Linked DNA regions of Homo sapiens: region 2 is linked to region 1. The links are chromatin contacts, found by Hi-C or POLR2A ChIA-PET in ENCODE. All regions are on one chromosome and are shown on one strand. The core of a region is the stretch at or near the end of the contact, and the rest is flanking DNA. Distances in the headings are between cores, read along the strand shown. Region 1 has its middle 30 kb from the start of ABCG1. Region 2 has its middle 12 kb from the start of TFF2.

Region 1 (7,760 bases), core at 2,124-4,623:
AGAATAGTTCCTTAGCAATACGGGAAGCTACTCTCCTGTTAAGATCTGTTAAGATGTGAGTATGGCCGGGTGTGGTGGCTCACGCCTATAATCCCAGCACTTTGGGAGGCCGAGACGGGCAGATCACGAGGTCAGGAGATCGAGACCATCCTGGCTAACACGGTGAAACCCCGTCTCTACTAAAAATGCAAAAAAATTAGCCAGGCATGGTGGTGGGTGCCTGTAGCCCCAGCTACTCAGGAGGCTGAGGCAGGAGAATGGCGTGAACCCGGGAGGTGGAGCTTGCAGTGAGCTGAGATCGCGCCACTGCACTACAGCCTGGGAGACAGAGCAAGACTCTGTCTAAAAAAAAAAAAAAAAAAAAAAAAAAAAAAGATGCAAGTATCTCAGTATCTTAGGACAGCCAGGGATAAAAAACATGGTCATTCAAAAACAAATAAGCCCAAGTTGTTTCAAATATAAGAGGAAAAAATAAGGTAAAACTGTCAATTTCTTAAAAACAAACTACTAGTTAAGGAAAAACCATGACTAATAGAGAAGAATATATTATTGACCATTTCTAGAACATGCACACAAAAGACAAAGCTAGAGTTGCCAGTATTAGTATTAGCAGGAAAATTATGCCAGTAACAGTATTAGCAGAAAAAAAAGGAAGCAAATTTCATGTTCCTACATCAGAGAATAGCTGAATAAATTATGGCACTTACAATTCAAGGAAAGATGATGTGGCTAATAAAATAATGGGTACGATCTGCATATATGGCCATGGAATGCTTTCAAGATATGGAAAAGGTAACATGATTAGTACAATTCCATAGTGATTTAAAAGGAAAACTACCTCACATAAATAATGCACACACACAGACACACACACACTCACAATTACTTATGTGTTATGATCAGAGGAAGTTATGGAAGGATGTTGTTTTGGTCTGCTTGGGGTATGATAGGGTTTGGCTGTGTCCCCACCCACATCTCATCTTGAATTCCCACGTGTTGTGGGAGGGACCCAATCGGAGGTAGTTGAATCATGGGGGTAGGTCTTTCCCATGTTGTTCTCATGATAGTGAATAAGTTTCACGATATCTGATGGTTTTAAAAAGGAGAGTTTCCCTGCACAAGCTCTCTTCTCTTGTCTGCCGCCATGTGAGACGTGCCTTTCGCCTTCCACCATGATTGTGAGGCCTTCCCAGCCATATGTAAGTTCATTAAACCTCTTTCTTTTGTAAATTGCCCAGTCTCACGTATGTCTTTATCAGCAGCATGAAAACGGATTAATACAGGATGCTATAACACAACAGCATACAGTGGGTGGCTTAAACAACAGAAATTTATTTCTTACAGTTCTGGAGGCCACAGCCTTAGTGTTCTCTTCTGAACATGGCTTCTCATTTTTTACAACATAGATAGGCTGAGATTTTTCCAAATCTTTAAGTTCTAGTTCTGTTTTGCTTAGCAATTCTTTCTTCAATCCATTATCTTTTCTCACATTTCACTATAAGCAGTCAGGAGGAACCAAGCCACTCCTTCACGACTTTGCTTGGAAATATTCCCAGCTAAAGATCCCATTTCATCTTTTACAAGTTTCACCTTCCACAAAACACTAGAACAGGAACACATGTCAGCCCAGTTTTTTGCTACTTTATAACAAAGATCACCTTTCCTCTGCTGTCCCACGCCATGTTTCTCATTTCCCCCTGAGACCTCACCCACATGGCCTTTGGTATTCCTACCAGCATTCTGCTCATGGTTGTCTGTGTGTCCTCTGAGATGATGAATGCTTTCCCTCCAGCTCTCCTCTCCCCTTTCTGAGCCCTCAGCAAATTGACTTTAGTGCTTCCTTCACAGCTATCTCAGCTTTTTCTAGCATGGACCCCCAAACTCTTCCAGCCTCCACTCATCACCAAGCTCCAAAGCTGCATCCATATTTGTGGTTCTTGGTTACAGCAGCATCCCACTCCTCAGGGCCACTTTCTGTCTCAGTCAGCTTAGGCCGCCATGGGGACTGGGTGGCTCAAAAGCAACAGGCTCCCAGTTCCAGAGCCTGGGAAGTGTGAGATCAGGGTGGTGGCAGGGTCAGGGTCTGGTGGGGGCCCTCTTCGTGACTGGCCAACAGAAGACTTCTTGCTGTGTCTCCCATGGTTAGGGTTGAGAGAGCATGAACATGCTGGTGTCTCTCTCTTTGTATAGGGCACCAATCCAAACATGAGAGCCCCACCCTCGTGACCTTATCTCCTCCCCAATGCAGCACCTCCAAATACCACCACATTGGAAATCAGGGGTTCAGCACGTGGATTTTGGGAGTCCATAGCAGAAATACACCCAATTTTTAAGTATCTGATACGTGCATTGGGAGTGAAAAAGGCTAGAAGCATTGTTTCATATATCTTTATTTTGTTATAATTTATCCTATTTTTTCGAAAGAGATCTTCCGCTTCTTTTTGTTTTCTGAATAATTTGGTCCTAAAGTCATGAGGTGGGCTGAGCAGGATAGGGTTCTATTCTGGCATGGACAGGGCAGTACCCTGAGTCAGAGGAGGTGCAGGAGTTTGAGCAGGGTGAGGGTCGTGCTCATGGAGGGGAGGCCTGGTGTAGAGGTGAGAGCTGGGGGAGATTGGGAGGCATCCTTTGGTGGGGGCAGCTGACTCAGATTGTATGTACCCCAGCAGGGGCAGGTGGGTACCCCACAGGGGGGCTGAACGCTGCAGCTCATGTCTATTCCTTATGTCTTTCAGGGTTCACCCAGGGCCCGAAAGCTTGTGTCTGGACCATTGAGAAAGACAACTGGACCGTTCTATGTGGATACGAACATGCAGGAGGAAGTCCATGCTTCCTAGCACAGGCCCTAGAATCAGAGTAAACGAGGTCAGAAGTCAGCTGCCCCACTGGCTGTGTGCCCTAGACAAGCCAGGGGCTCCTCTGTGCCTCAGTTACCTCACCTGGAAAATGGGAATCACTTTGGAGGGACCAACTTGTCCTGGTTTTAGCACTGAAATTCCCACTTTCCAGGAACTCCTCTCCCCTCCTTCCCAGTCCTGGCAAAGCCACCCTAAATAATCCCCACAGTGCTAGGCTGCGCTGAGAGTAAAGTGCTGAGCGCGGGGCAGTCACTTGGTAACAGGTAGTTACTGCTTTCATAATAATGGAAGCAGTTTACAGACATCTGCTTGGGAGAAAGTATGAAACTGTCCACCACCCACAGTCTGGAACTGCTAGGCTTTTAGTTTGTGGAGGCCTCGCCGACTGTCTCCTTCTCTTCTGCAGTTAGAGAAGGGCTGCAGGAGTGTTAGCAACAACTCAGCCAGAAAGAGAAACCAGTGTATTTCCTGTGATCAAGTCACACAGCCTAGGCTGCAACAGCGAGACAGCCAGTAGTTAAGAAGTTGGCTCTAAGACTGAGCAACCAGGAAGAGCTTTGGCTGTGGGCTAAGATGGAAACCACGAGCGGAAGTCAGACATAGCCCAGGGAGAAGGGGGCTGGGCAAGGCATTTACTCATTTAGAAATCTATCATCTCTCTCTCTCTGCCTACCTATCTATGTATCTATCATCTATCTATCTCTTTATCTATCTGTTCATCATTGATTCATTCCTTCCTTCATTCAAAAAGATGTCCTACATATGGTTGCTTCATATTGGTTGAGCTCAGTTATGTTGCTAAAAAGATTTTTTTTTCAATTTAAGAGGCATGGACATTTTGCAGTGGATTTCAGTGGAAAGTTGATGTTTGTGGGTTCAGAAGTCAGTCCTTCCCACACGAGCTCCAGGCCCAACACTTGCATCTGCTGGGAAGCAGGTTGCAAGCCCTGTGAATGCTTCCGGGACAACAGTTCCCTGTCTCAGCCTCTGATATGAGCTGTGCCATGGTGCACACTCTTGCAATGGGGTGGCACGAATATCGCAGTCAGCCAAGATCCTCTGCTATCCTAGAATTCCCAGGAAACTCCCCTTGAGAGCTTTAATCATTTGTTTGCCCTTCAATAACTGCTTATGGAGAAGTTCCCAGACTCACTGACACCTATCATTTTAGGGGACAGTTATGAATGAAAAACACTTTAAATTGACAATGATTGGGCTGGGCGCAGTGGCTCACGCCTGTAATCCCAGTACTTTGGGAGGCTGAGGCGGGCGGATCACCTGAGGTTAGAAGTTCGAGACCAGCCTAGCCAATATGGCGGAACCCCATCTCTGCTAAAAATACAAAAAATCAGCCAGGCGTGGCAGCGCACACCTGCAGTTCCAGCCACTTGGGAGTCTGAGGCAGGAGAATTGCTTGAACCCAGTAGGTGGAGGTTGCAGTGAGCTGAGATTGTGCCACTGCACTCCAGTCTGGGTGACAGGAGTGAAACTCCATCTCAAAAAAAAAAAGAAAAGAATGATTGAATTGTTACATTTCAGTTATAATACATCTTTTAAATTATGTTGTAAATCAGTTGACAATATATTATTTAATGTCCCAAAATATATTAGTGTCTATACAACTTTGAAGAGTTATGAAGTATGGCAACATAAAATTGCAGAAGCAACTCAAGTGCAATATACAGTGGCTGTAAATATACTTTGTAGCTAAGTTTTTCTGGACACGGAAGTGGGAAACATTCAACTTTTTAAAACTAGTGATTTCAGCTCTCTAGACTAGACTTAATTTTGTGTACAGAAAACAAAACCTTTTCCCCAGAACATGACTGCCTGCTTTTTCCCTGACATTGCATAGATGCCATTTGGCATAGAACATTTTTAGATTTATGTGCCCAATTGTAGAATCCTTGACAAATAATGCTTCTGGTATGGACTTCTGAAAATGACCCCAGTGTCAGCTTGCATTTAAGAGCACATTTTTCCATGGGGAATTCTAAAAGTATGGCAGGTACTGACTTTCCCAGTGAAGATGTGGCCAGGGTTGGCAAATTCCCAGCACAGTGTCCCTGCCCCGTTCCGTGGCAGACATCACTAAACAATCAGAGCCTCAGGCCCCGCTGAGTGTGGGCTTGGCTCCACAGGAATTAAGGCAGTGACAGCCGTACTGGCAGATCGGACTGGGCATGTAAGATGAACCCGAATGGCCTCCTCCTCAGGTGAGATACTTTGTGCTGACGGGAGCTCTATTGGTGTTCGCTTCATCAGCCCTTGCTACACAGTTTAGAAGCCATCGGAGCTCTCAAGTCTCAACCCTCAGAAATGACTGTGTTAACCAATATCCTGTCATCTCCATCTCACCTCCTCGGCCCTGGGGTTGTCCCCCTGGCCAAGAACCACCCTGTAGGTGATGCTGGGCCATACTTGCCCCTGCACAAAACCCCGCCTGGATCCCAGTGGATTCCTCAGCACCTGTGTGGCTGTGGCATGTGGGCTTCCAGAGATCTTGTGTGAAGGGAAGACCAAGCCTATAGCCCTGGAGGCCAGGGGCCAAATTTGGAATATTTTTCCAACACCCACAGTGTTGCAGAGCTCTCTATACTGAGTCCTACAGTTTGGTACCATGAGGAATTACAGTGAGGCAATCTATTTACAAATGAAACAAAAACAGGCTTTTATGGACTGGCCTGGGAACCTCACCCTTGCACAGATGGGAAAATGCATTCTCACTGCTGAACAATAAGCCCACGAAAGCACTGGCTCGCCTGGGACTGCCAACACGGGATGGTGTGCGCTGCCTACAGACCAGAGAAGTGGACAGTGGCGCCTGCCGCAAGCTGCTGGGGCACCCGCTGCAGAGCTGCGGCTGAGGGGGAGGTGGGCTTTTAGCCCCAGCAACTTTAAAGATCCTGTCTCCAGTGCTCCATCAGGTTTTATAAAGAGATCTGAATATTCGAAATTTTTAAGTTAAGATTTCGATGGTTTCTAAAGACAAAACCTTTGCTATCAGGGCACATTTGTACACAGGGCCCCCAGTCTGACTTTTAAAGAGCGCAGCCAGGAGCCAGGAAGGCTGAAACGGAATCACACTGTTAGTCCCTGGCCGCCTCTGGCTCTGCTCTGCTGGAAGGGCCCTGCCCACTGTCCTGAGGAGCTCAGGATCTCATGGGTTCCAGGTAGCAGGTGAGCTTTCTGTGGCCCCATACACCAGGTGTTCCATGCCACCTTGTGCAACCCACTCCACTCAGCTCCGCTTTCCATCCCCAGACCCCCTGCCATCAGCTGGAGACCTGAAGGTAGGGAACAGCTGTCCACATCCAGCGGTGACTGTGGGAGGTTCACAGCACACTGAGGAGGAGCATTCATCTAGACCCCGAGCTGTCCAACTTACTGCCTTTGAAACCCTCTGAACCCTGGGGAGGCACTGACTAGCTTTGCTTTTCTGTCCTCTCGGCTCCCATGAGGCACAAATGGCCTTTCGGTTTTCCTGCAGCCACTGGGACTGTCCCAGCTATGTGGGCAGCACCTGGACTGTCTTGGTGAGCAGATTTGAGATTTGGTCAACAACAGTCTGTGATTTCTATCAAATGGCAGCCTACTACACACATATGCCTTTCAACTCCAGCTACATGAGATATTTTTATGTGGTTTTTCCATTTTCCACATCCTGCAATTATTTAATAGGTGTTGTGGCTGTAAGATTCTGCCGCTGACAGTTGGGAACCTCTTAGGAGCCCTCTTCCCGTGTTGGGGAGCAAAATGCTCTGCCCCAACGTGACTTTCTATGTTAGTTTTGACGGCGCTATTTCATTTTCTGTCCCAGCTCATGCTTACCTGGCCTGCTGTGGACAGGCCTCATCCTAGCAGCTGCTTCTCTGTAGAAAACACACAATAAACATCCCACTGCCAACAGCAGCGTACATCCCAGAACTCATCGGCCACCGGAGCCTGAGACATTTGTTAACATGACAAGGCCAACGGCAGTGCAGAAAGTGAAAATCTTTGAGGAAGCAGGTGCGGCCAGTCTGCATTCGTCTCAAGCCCTCCCAAGTTTACAAATGAAATCATGAAGGAGCCCAGTTCTCTCCAAGTATAAGCTCCCAGGAGAGGGGTTCCCACTAGGGGCTATATCTAAAATGGGTCATTGTTCTTGCAGACAAATTCGCCTGCACTGTCCAGTAAAACAGAGGGGCATACATTCCAGGCGTGCCTTCACACATCACTGTGGCTCGTAGCCACGTGTCAATGTGGTTCATAGCCACTCCCGCTCACTAAATCACACTGCCTGGGCAGGTTCTCCAAAGATCAGAATATGGAAGGGCAGCACAGCCGGCCTCAGGGCAAAGCAGTGAAGCACTGGGCCCTGTGTTCGCTGTCTTTGGACCTGGCTGTCCCCTTCTTCCCTCACGCACCTTCTCCCCACACCTATTGTACAGAAACCACCATGTGTGACAATTTGTGACCTGTTTTCCCTGTTCCCACACCACCCCCTCTGCCTGCCTACGGTCAAATCCAATTCCCCTGGCTTCCTTCTTCGTGTTCCTATTCCCAAACCCTTCTCCCTTTTTTTTTTTTTAACACCTTTCCAGTTTCTCTTTTTGGAAGTGGGCCAGAGTCAGCGATCAGGGCAGCTCTTTCTGTGAATTGAAAAGGACAGGTGCGTCAAGCCGGTGTAGATTTGCTAGACTCCCCACAGGGTCCTTCTTCAAACCCCTCCTTATTTTTATTAAGAAGAAAAATCCCCCACATCTCAAGCTCTCCCTTTCCCAGCTTCAGCCTGCCCTGCCCACCGAAGGCATTTGCAGTTACCCTGCTCTCTCCTGGGCTTTCTCCCTGGCTCCTGCCCAGAATATTCTAGAATATAGACTCCAGGAGGACTAGAAAAAGCAACTCAGTGGTTTAAAA
Region 2 (7,760 bases), core at 1,395-3,894, 150 kb after region 1:
TTATTGCACATGGAAATGGAAATATCTTCTATTAAATACTTGTGGCTAAAAGATAAATTACTAACCAAAATTATAGAATATTTTAGAAATTATGATAATAAAAACACCACATTTCTGAATCTATGGGCAATATTTAAAATGGTAATTAGTGGAAAGTGCATAGATTTAAACACATGCCATTAATCCATAAATTGAATTCCCAAACCAGAAAACTAGGAAAAGAATAGCTTGTTGAAAAAAGGCTGAAAGAAAGCAAAGGGAAAGAAATCAATGAAGTACAGAAGAGAAAAAGAGTGGAATTCTTTTTCACAAATTCAATCCCAGTTATTTTTAAAAATTAAACAAAATATGCAAACCACTGGCTAACCCAATAAAAAAAATGAAAAAAGGATCCACAAATATCCAGAATAAGAATTGACAATGAAGGAAACAACTATTGAAACAGAAGAGTCTTTAAAAACGGTAAGAGGCTACCCTGAATAACTTTATGCAACTAATTTTTAATATCTAGATGAAACGCGTAAGTTCCTAGGAAAATAACAGTTTAACAAAATGGGTCCAATAGAGACATAGGGCTGAAATAAACCGTAGAAGAAATGGAAAACGTTATCAAGGAGCTGTCAACAAAATCATTAAACAGGATTTTGCTTATTTTTTTAAAAAAGAAAGAGACTTTATTCCAGTAAACATTTTGCAAACCAGGGAGACACCCCCTTCGGTACAAAACAAAGGTGCAATCTGAGACAACAAAGAGAGGGGTTGTCTTTTAAAGAGAAAGCTCCCTCTGGGTTCCCACTCTCGTCTGCTATGCAAATAGGGGATGCAAACTTGCTTAGCTGTGGTTAGTTGACGCTTGTTTAGTTCTGATTGGTAGATGTGGGCCACATTCTCCTGGTGAGCTCCAGGGGCCGAGGGGAGGCTTTCCAGTAGCCGTTGATACAGGAGTGAACAGGAGCAGCTATGAATGTCCCAGAACGAAGCAAACATGTGGGTTTCCAGGAATGCAGAGTACGTGTGTGACGTCTAGTCAGCAAATGGCCACACGGCTCTATTTTGAATTTAGCCCCAGTTGGCTCCCCGGGATCCACCTTGAAGGGCTGGTTCTTTCGGGATTCCCAGAAAAAAAAGCCGTAAGAATCTCCATGTCCAGATAATCTCACAGGGAAATTCTAGCCAAGCTTCAAGTACCTAACAGTCCCAATGCTGCAAAAATTGTTTCAGACACTTAAAAACAAAGGAAAATGCACAAATTTATACAAAAATGTGAACTGAAAATGTGTCATAGACAAAAGTATAAGCACCAAAGTTATAAAACTCCTAGAAGAGAATATAATAGAACACGTCCGTGGCCTTGAATTAGGCAGAGATTTCTAGGTAGGAAACATAAAGTTTGAATCATAAAAGAAAAATGAGAAAAACTAGATTTCATCAAAATTAAAGATATTTTCTCTTTGAAAAATATTCTTAAGGAAATGAACGAAAAGGTAAGTCACAGACTAGGAGAAAATATTTGCACAAAATATATCTAGTAAAGGACTTGTATGCAGAATATATAAAGAATTTTACAACTCATTACAAAGAAGAAAAAGACACCTGAGTTAAAAAGTGTTGAAGATTTAGACAGATACTTTACCTGAGAAGATGTGTGAAAAATAAGCTCATGAAAAGATGTTCAACATCCTTAGTTACTAGTGAAATGTAAATTAAAATGAAAACAGGATATCACATTCCACACACCACAATGGCTAAAATGTAAAAGACTAGTAAACCAAGGATGTAGTAAGCATTTGCAAATCTCCTCCATTGTGGCTGGGGAGACAAAATGGCTCAATCCTTGGAAAACAATTTTTTCAGATTCTTATGAAGTTAAACATAACACCGTACTATCCAGAAATCCACTCATAGCTACACTTCCAAGAAAAAAGGCATTTCCTCAAGCATTTACCCAAATCCCTTCACATACATGTGCATAATTGTTCATAGTAACTTTACCCATAATAGTAAAAAGCTGGGAATAATCCAGATGTCATCACCTGGTAAATAGGTAAGCATATTGCAGTGTATCCTGCTGTGGAATACTACTCAGCAATGAAAAGGAACGAACCACCCTTCTGTGCAACAACCTGGAAGAATCTCAAAGAAAGCTGTGTGCTGTGTGAAAGAAAACAGACTTCAAAGACTGTGCACTGTCTGCACTGTGTGATTAAACTTACTTGAAATTCTAGAAGAAATGAAACTAAAGCAAAAAAACACAGATTCTTGGTTTTCTGGCGCTAGGGAGAGGCTATTGACAGCAAAGGGCACGACGGGATTTTCTTGGAGGGAATGAATGTTCTACATCTTGATTGTGGTAGTGTTTACACAGTTGTATACATTTGTCAAAACTCAATGAACTGATTCATTTAAAATGGGTGAGTTTTATTGTATGTGAATTATACCTCCGAGAAACTAATTTTTAAAAAAATCTCAAGGCATGAGCATTGCCATCATCAGCGTTACTAATGTGAACACAGTGAACTGATGAAATGACGGGGCAATTTGCAACGTGTGATAGGCACTGAGATCTCTCTCTGGACATCAGGAAGCTGCGTGTTGTCAGATGCCGAAGCCGAACCCACTTGCCCATTGGGCTGCAGGAAGGCTGAGAGTCTGTCCCCAGCATGGATAGCAGAGGGCGCTGTGGAGCATCATTAGCCTGTAGGGTTCTTTAGGGGAAAACACCTTAATGAGCCCTGTGCGCTCGGAAGGTTGAATAGAGGGCCCTTCCTTCCTCTAAGCCACATTTCTGGTTGCGCCACATTAAGTCAAACAATTATTAAGTGCTGAGCAGTCTTTGGATCACAGAAAACAAACACAGAGGCTGCAGCCACTGGGCCCTGTGGAAAACTGGCGGCCGTCCTGCGATGGTGTCAGCTCATCCGTGTCCGCGCTGCTGGAGGCCTGGCAGGAGCTGAGATCAGAGCCCTTCAGCGGGAGTGGGGCTACTCCTCCCTCCCCTGGTTTCCCTGGAAGCTGAGAAAGTTCCCAGGAAAGTGCTGAAAACCTCCCACCACTCTTTACACAGACCTGAGAGGGGGCTGAGGTGGGGGAAGCTCTGTTGCAGAGATGGGCTGACTCGGGGAATAGGCCGGTGGGGCGGGACAGATGCTGGAGGGACAGATGGGGCGTCAGAGGAGACAGAGGCTGTCAGGGAGCTGTGGTCCTGCACATGGGAACCAGTCCTTGCCCAGCCTGTCTGGAGGCCCCTGGGCTGCTGCTAGTTACTGAGAGGGCGCAGTGGCCAGGCTGCACCTCCCTGTGGCCTGGTCCCTCCACTAGCTGGAGGAAGGTGGGGCTGCTCCCTCCCAGCCAGTGCCGAGTGGCTGCAGACCCAGAAGACACACGCTGTATATATTCCTGCATGCATGGCCCTGAAATGGTGGCCTCATGGGTTGCAGTGTCCACGCTGCTTCCACAAGGAAGAAACGGCTGCTTGCTCCACGCCTGGGGGCCCCAAGGCTCAGGCATCCTTGCCGTGGCCCACCCAGCAAAGTGCAGCAAGAGGGAAGGCAACACGCCTGCCTATTTCACTGGCAAGGGCAGGCCCCCAGGGGTTTCTGGGAGAGGTACAATAGCAGAGTTCCAGCTTGGGGTGGGGATAGCTATGTGTCAGGACCACAGCATTAGCCAGGGCCACAGGCAGGTGAGGCAGAGGTAGGCAACCATGGAAGAGCCCCTGGGAGAGGAACCCCGATGTGCTTATGGAGGGGCTTGGTAGGCATTGGCCCTCCTGTGTGAGCAGGTGGAATGCTGAGGGTCTGATGGCCGGGTGCCCGCCACTGGGACAGTCACTGTGAGACAACCAGGACCACGTGTGTCTTCCCGGAAGAATGGGCCTAGGATATGAGGATGTGCATGTATGAACAATCATAGCAAGAACAGCTCTAAGCACATCCTAATTCAACTCATGAAGCCTCACCACAAACCCAGAAGGGAAGATGTTATGAATATCTGTACTTAGCATATGAGTAAAACTAGGGTCAAAAAGTCTACGTAACTTGTCCAAGGTCACACAGTGACCCTGAGAGAGAAATCGCTGTAGAGCCGAAGTGCGATAGATATTTTTGAGATCTGATTCACACACCCTCATTGCAGCCCCCTGACTCCAGTTAACTGCCCAGCATCCCATGGTGGGGGTCAGATTGGGCTTCTAAGGCAGGGTGGGTTGAGGGGGACATCACACTGGGGCTGGCCCCTGAAGCAATAGCTAGAGATATTCATGCGTGTACCACAACTCCAAACTATAGATAATGAATATAAAATGCATGTAATGAATATGCAGTCTATTCCCATTACATATTCTCTATTTGCAAATTCGCCTACTCACTAAAATTTATTGGTGACCCTAAATCAATACTTGGGGTGCTTTCAAGGTCGTTTGCAGAAACGTACAAAGTGGTGACAAATTTGAGTCACAGACATGCATATTCCCAACTGAAGTCACACAAGGCCTTTTTTATTTTTGAGATGGAGTCTTGCTCTTTTCGCCCAGGCTGGAGCGCAAATGTGCGCTCGCAGCTCACCACAACCTCTACCTCCACCACCCAGGTTCAAGCAATTCTCCTGGCTTGGCCTCCAGAGTAGCTGGGATTACAGGTGCCTGCCACCACACCTGGCTAACTTTTGTATTTTTAGTAAAGACAGGGTTTCATCGTGTTAGCCAGGATGGTCTCGATCTCCTGGCCTTGTGATCCGCCCGCCCCAGCCTCCCAAAGTGCTGGGATTACTGGCATGAGCCACCATGCCCAGCCACACAAGGCCTTCTTGCCTCAACCCATACTGTGAACTAATGTCCTTTTCTTGGTCTATGTAGTGCCACGTTTTTATGCCTGTTGTTGGTGATTTCCCATTTAAGATGCCCCCATGTGCCATAGTGAGGAGCTGTCTGGTGTCCTGGGTGTGAGGTGATATGCCTCTGGGGAAAACACCAGGGGCAGGGCAGCCTCACTGGGGCTGGGAGACAGGGTGCCGGCCTGGAGTTCAGCATTAATGTAACCACCGTGTGCACTCCACAAGGTGTCTACAGGAAACACCCTCGAGCCTGGCTACATATGGCTGGTTAATGAAATGCTCCCAGAAGCTTGCAGAAACCTGACCCTGTACTTCCCCAGGAGCGAGGGTTCCAGATTCACTAAGTCAGGGCTGGCAGCGACTTCATAGAGCTTAACTACATGAATGCCAGAACGTACTGTATAGATACCCACTATAAATCAGCACTAAAGTGCCTGTGCACATACAGCTGTGCAGCACTTAACGACAGGGAAATGTTGTGAGAAACGCGTCATGAGGGGTTTTGTCGTTGTGTGAACACCGTAGAATGTGCTTAATGCATAGCTAGAGGGCAGCGCCTGCTGCACACCCAGGCTGCACGGTTGGCTCCCAGGCTGCAAACCCGTGCAGCGAGTGACTGGACTGAACACTGGAAGCAACCGTAACGCAGTGGTAAGCATTTGTGTATCTAAACATAGAAAAGGTACAGCCAAGGCCGGGCATGGTGACTTATGCCTGTATCCCCAGCACTTTGGGAGGCCGAGGTGGGCAGATCCTGAGGTCAGGAGTTCGAGACCAGTCTGACCAACACGGTGAAACCCCGTCTCAACTAAAAGTACAAAAATTAGCTGGGTGTGGTGGCGAGTGCCTGTAATCCCAGCTACTTGGGAAGTTGAGGCAGGAGAATCACTTGAACCCAGGAGGCGGAGGTTGCAGTGAGCCGAGATTGGTGCCATTGCACTCTGGCCTGGGCAACAGGGTGAGACTCCTTTTCAAAAAAAAAAAGAAAAAAGAAAAGATACAGTCAAAACATGGTGTGAAAGATAAAGAATGGGACGGTATGTAGGCACTTACCATGAACGGAGCTTGCAGGACCGGACAAGACAGGGAGGGAGTGGGGAGTGAATTCGAAGGCCCAGGACACGACTGTCCTACCATAGACTTCATAAACACACGACATTTATAAAAAATACTATTCTTTCTTCAATAATAAAATTAACCTCAACTTACTGTAACATTTTTACTTTATATTTTTTTTAATTTTTAAAAATTCTTTTTTTTCTTTTTCTTTTTTTTTTTTTTTTGAGATGGAGTTTCATTCTGTGGCCCAGGCTGGAGTGCAATGGTGTGATCTCAGCTCACTGCAGCCTCTTTCTCCCGGGTTCAAGTAATTCTCCTGCCTCAGCCTCCTGAATAGCTGGCATTACAGGCACCTGCCAACTCACCTGGCTAATTTTTGTACTTTTAGTAGAGATGGGGTTTTACCATGTTGGTCAGGCTGGTCTTGAACTCCTGACCTCATGATCTCCTGCCTCGGCCTCCCAAAGTGCTGGGATTACAGGCGTGAGCCACCACACCTGGCCAAAATTCTGACTCTTTTTAATAATACTTGCTTAAAACACAAATGCATTGTGCAACTGTACAAAAATATTTTCTTTCTTTATATCCTTATTCTATAAACTTTTTAGTAATTTTAATATTTTTTAACTTTTTTAGACTTTTTGTTAAAAGCTAAAACAAACACACATTAGCCGAGGCCCTCGCAGGGTTAGGATTCTCACTGCCACCGTCGTCCACCTCCACATCTCGTCCCACTGGAAGGTCTTCAGGGCCAGTAACACGCAGGAAGCTGTCATCTCCTATGATAACAATACCTGACTCTGGAACCTCCTGAAGGGCCCGCCTGAGGCTGTTCACAGTTAACTGTTTTTATATAAGTAGAAGGAGTACACTCTAAAATAACAATAAAAAGTGTAGTATGTACATAAGCCAGTCACACTGCCATTTATAATCATAGCCAGTATTAGGTGGTGTACATGATTTTATGTGCTGTACTTTCATACAACTGGCAGTGCAGTAGGTGTGTTGACTCCAGCCTTCCCACAAACAGCTTAGTAACGCGTCATGCTGTGACGTTACAATGGCCCTGATGTCACCAGGTGATGGAAATTTTTCAGCTTCATTGTAACCTTATGGGATCACAGTCATATACGAGGCCCACTGTTGACCAAAACATTGTCATGCGTGGTGCATGACTGTGTATGCGGCGAGCGCTAGGTATAGTGAATATATAAAGAATAAGTGTGTGTTATCCAGGATTACCACATTCTGGAGGCAGAGCTGGCTGTCCTACATGGTACTTGGAAGAAGTTTGTTTATTTTTTTGATACGGAGTCTCGCTCTGTCACCAGGCTGGAGCGCAGTGGCGTGATCTCAGCTCACTGCAACCTCCGCCTCCCAGGTTCAAGCCATTCTCCTTGGAAGATGCTTTTTTATAGGAGGCCACAGGACAAGACCACAAGGCCACCGGCGGCCTCTGGCAGGAGCTCCATGTAGTGGGGGCCTGCTGTGTGCACCAGGCAGCTCACAAACATTATTATTATTATTATTATTATTATTATTATTATTATTATTATTATTATTTGAGACAGGATCTCACTCTGTCACCCAGGCTGGAGTGCAGTGGTGTGATCACGGCTCACTGCAGCCTTCACTTCCCCGGGTTCAAGCAATCCTCCCACCTCAGCCTCCTGAGTAGCTGGGACTAAAGGTGTGCCCAGCTACTTTTTGTATTTTTTGTAGAGATGGGGTCTCAGCATGTTGCCTAGGCTGGTCTTGAACTCCTGGGCTCAAGCAATCCTCCTCTCTTGGCTTCCCAAAGTGCTGGGATTACAGGACTGAGCCACCATGCCCAGCCACAAACGTTATTTTTAATTTTCGCCAGAACCCTG

The links. A loop is a pair of places that touch in the nucleus more often than their neighbours do. ChIA-PET counts read pairs that join two places held with the same protein, here RNA polymerase II (POLR2A). Pooled maps may share reads with other maps.
Region 2: a loop to region 1 is called in a pooled map, with 2.6 times the contacts of the local background. The contact joins two enhancer-like sites. A Hi-C loop is called at or near these places in 5 of 50 pooled maps. POLR2A ChIA-PET finds 5 or more read pairs at or near these places in 2 of 52 experiments (activated CD4-positive, alpha-beta T cell and activated naive CD4-positive, alpha-beta T cell).

Annotation. Positions count from the first base shown.
Region 1 is chr21:42,185,063-42,192,822 of GRCh38, forward strand. No RefSeq gene overlaps it. Among named protein-coding and RNA genes, the nearest start is that of ABCG1, 30 kb to the right of the region's middle. RefSeq lists enhancers at 3,035-3,274, 3,415-3,574. Within about 2 kb of position 3,374, at least 19 of the 41 ENCODE cell types and tissues checked have a DNase peak (open chromatin) inside an H3K27ac peak, as active enhancers do.
Region 2 is chr21:42,335,352-42,343,111 of GRCh38, forward strand. No RefSeq gene overlaps it. Among named protein-coding and RNA genes, the nearest start is that of TFF2, 12 kb to the right of the region's middle. RefSeq lists enhancers at 527-1,028, 2,507-3,202, 3,708-3,837, 5,031-5,100. Within about 2 kb of position 2,645, at least 11 of the 41 ENCODE cell types and tissues checked have a DNase peak (open chromatin) inside an H3K27ac peak, as active enhancers do.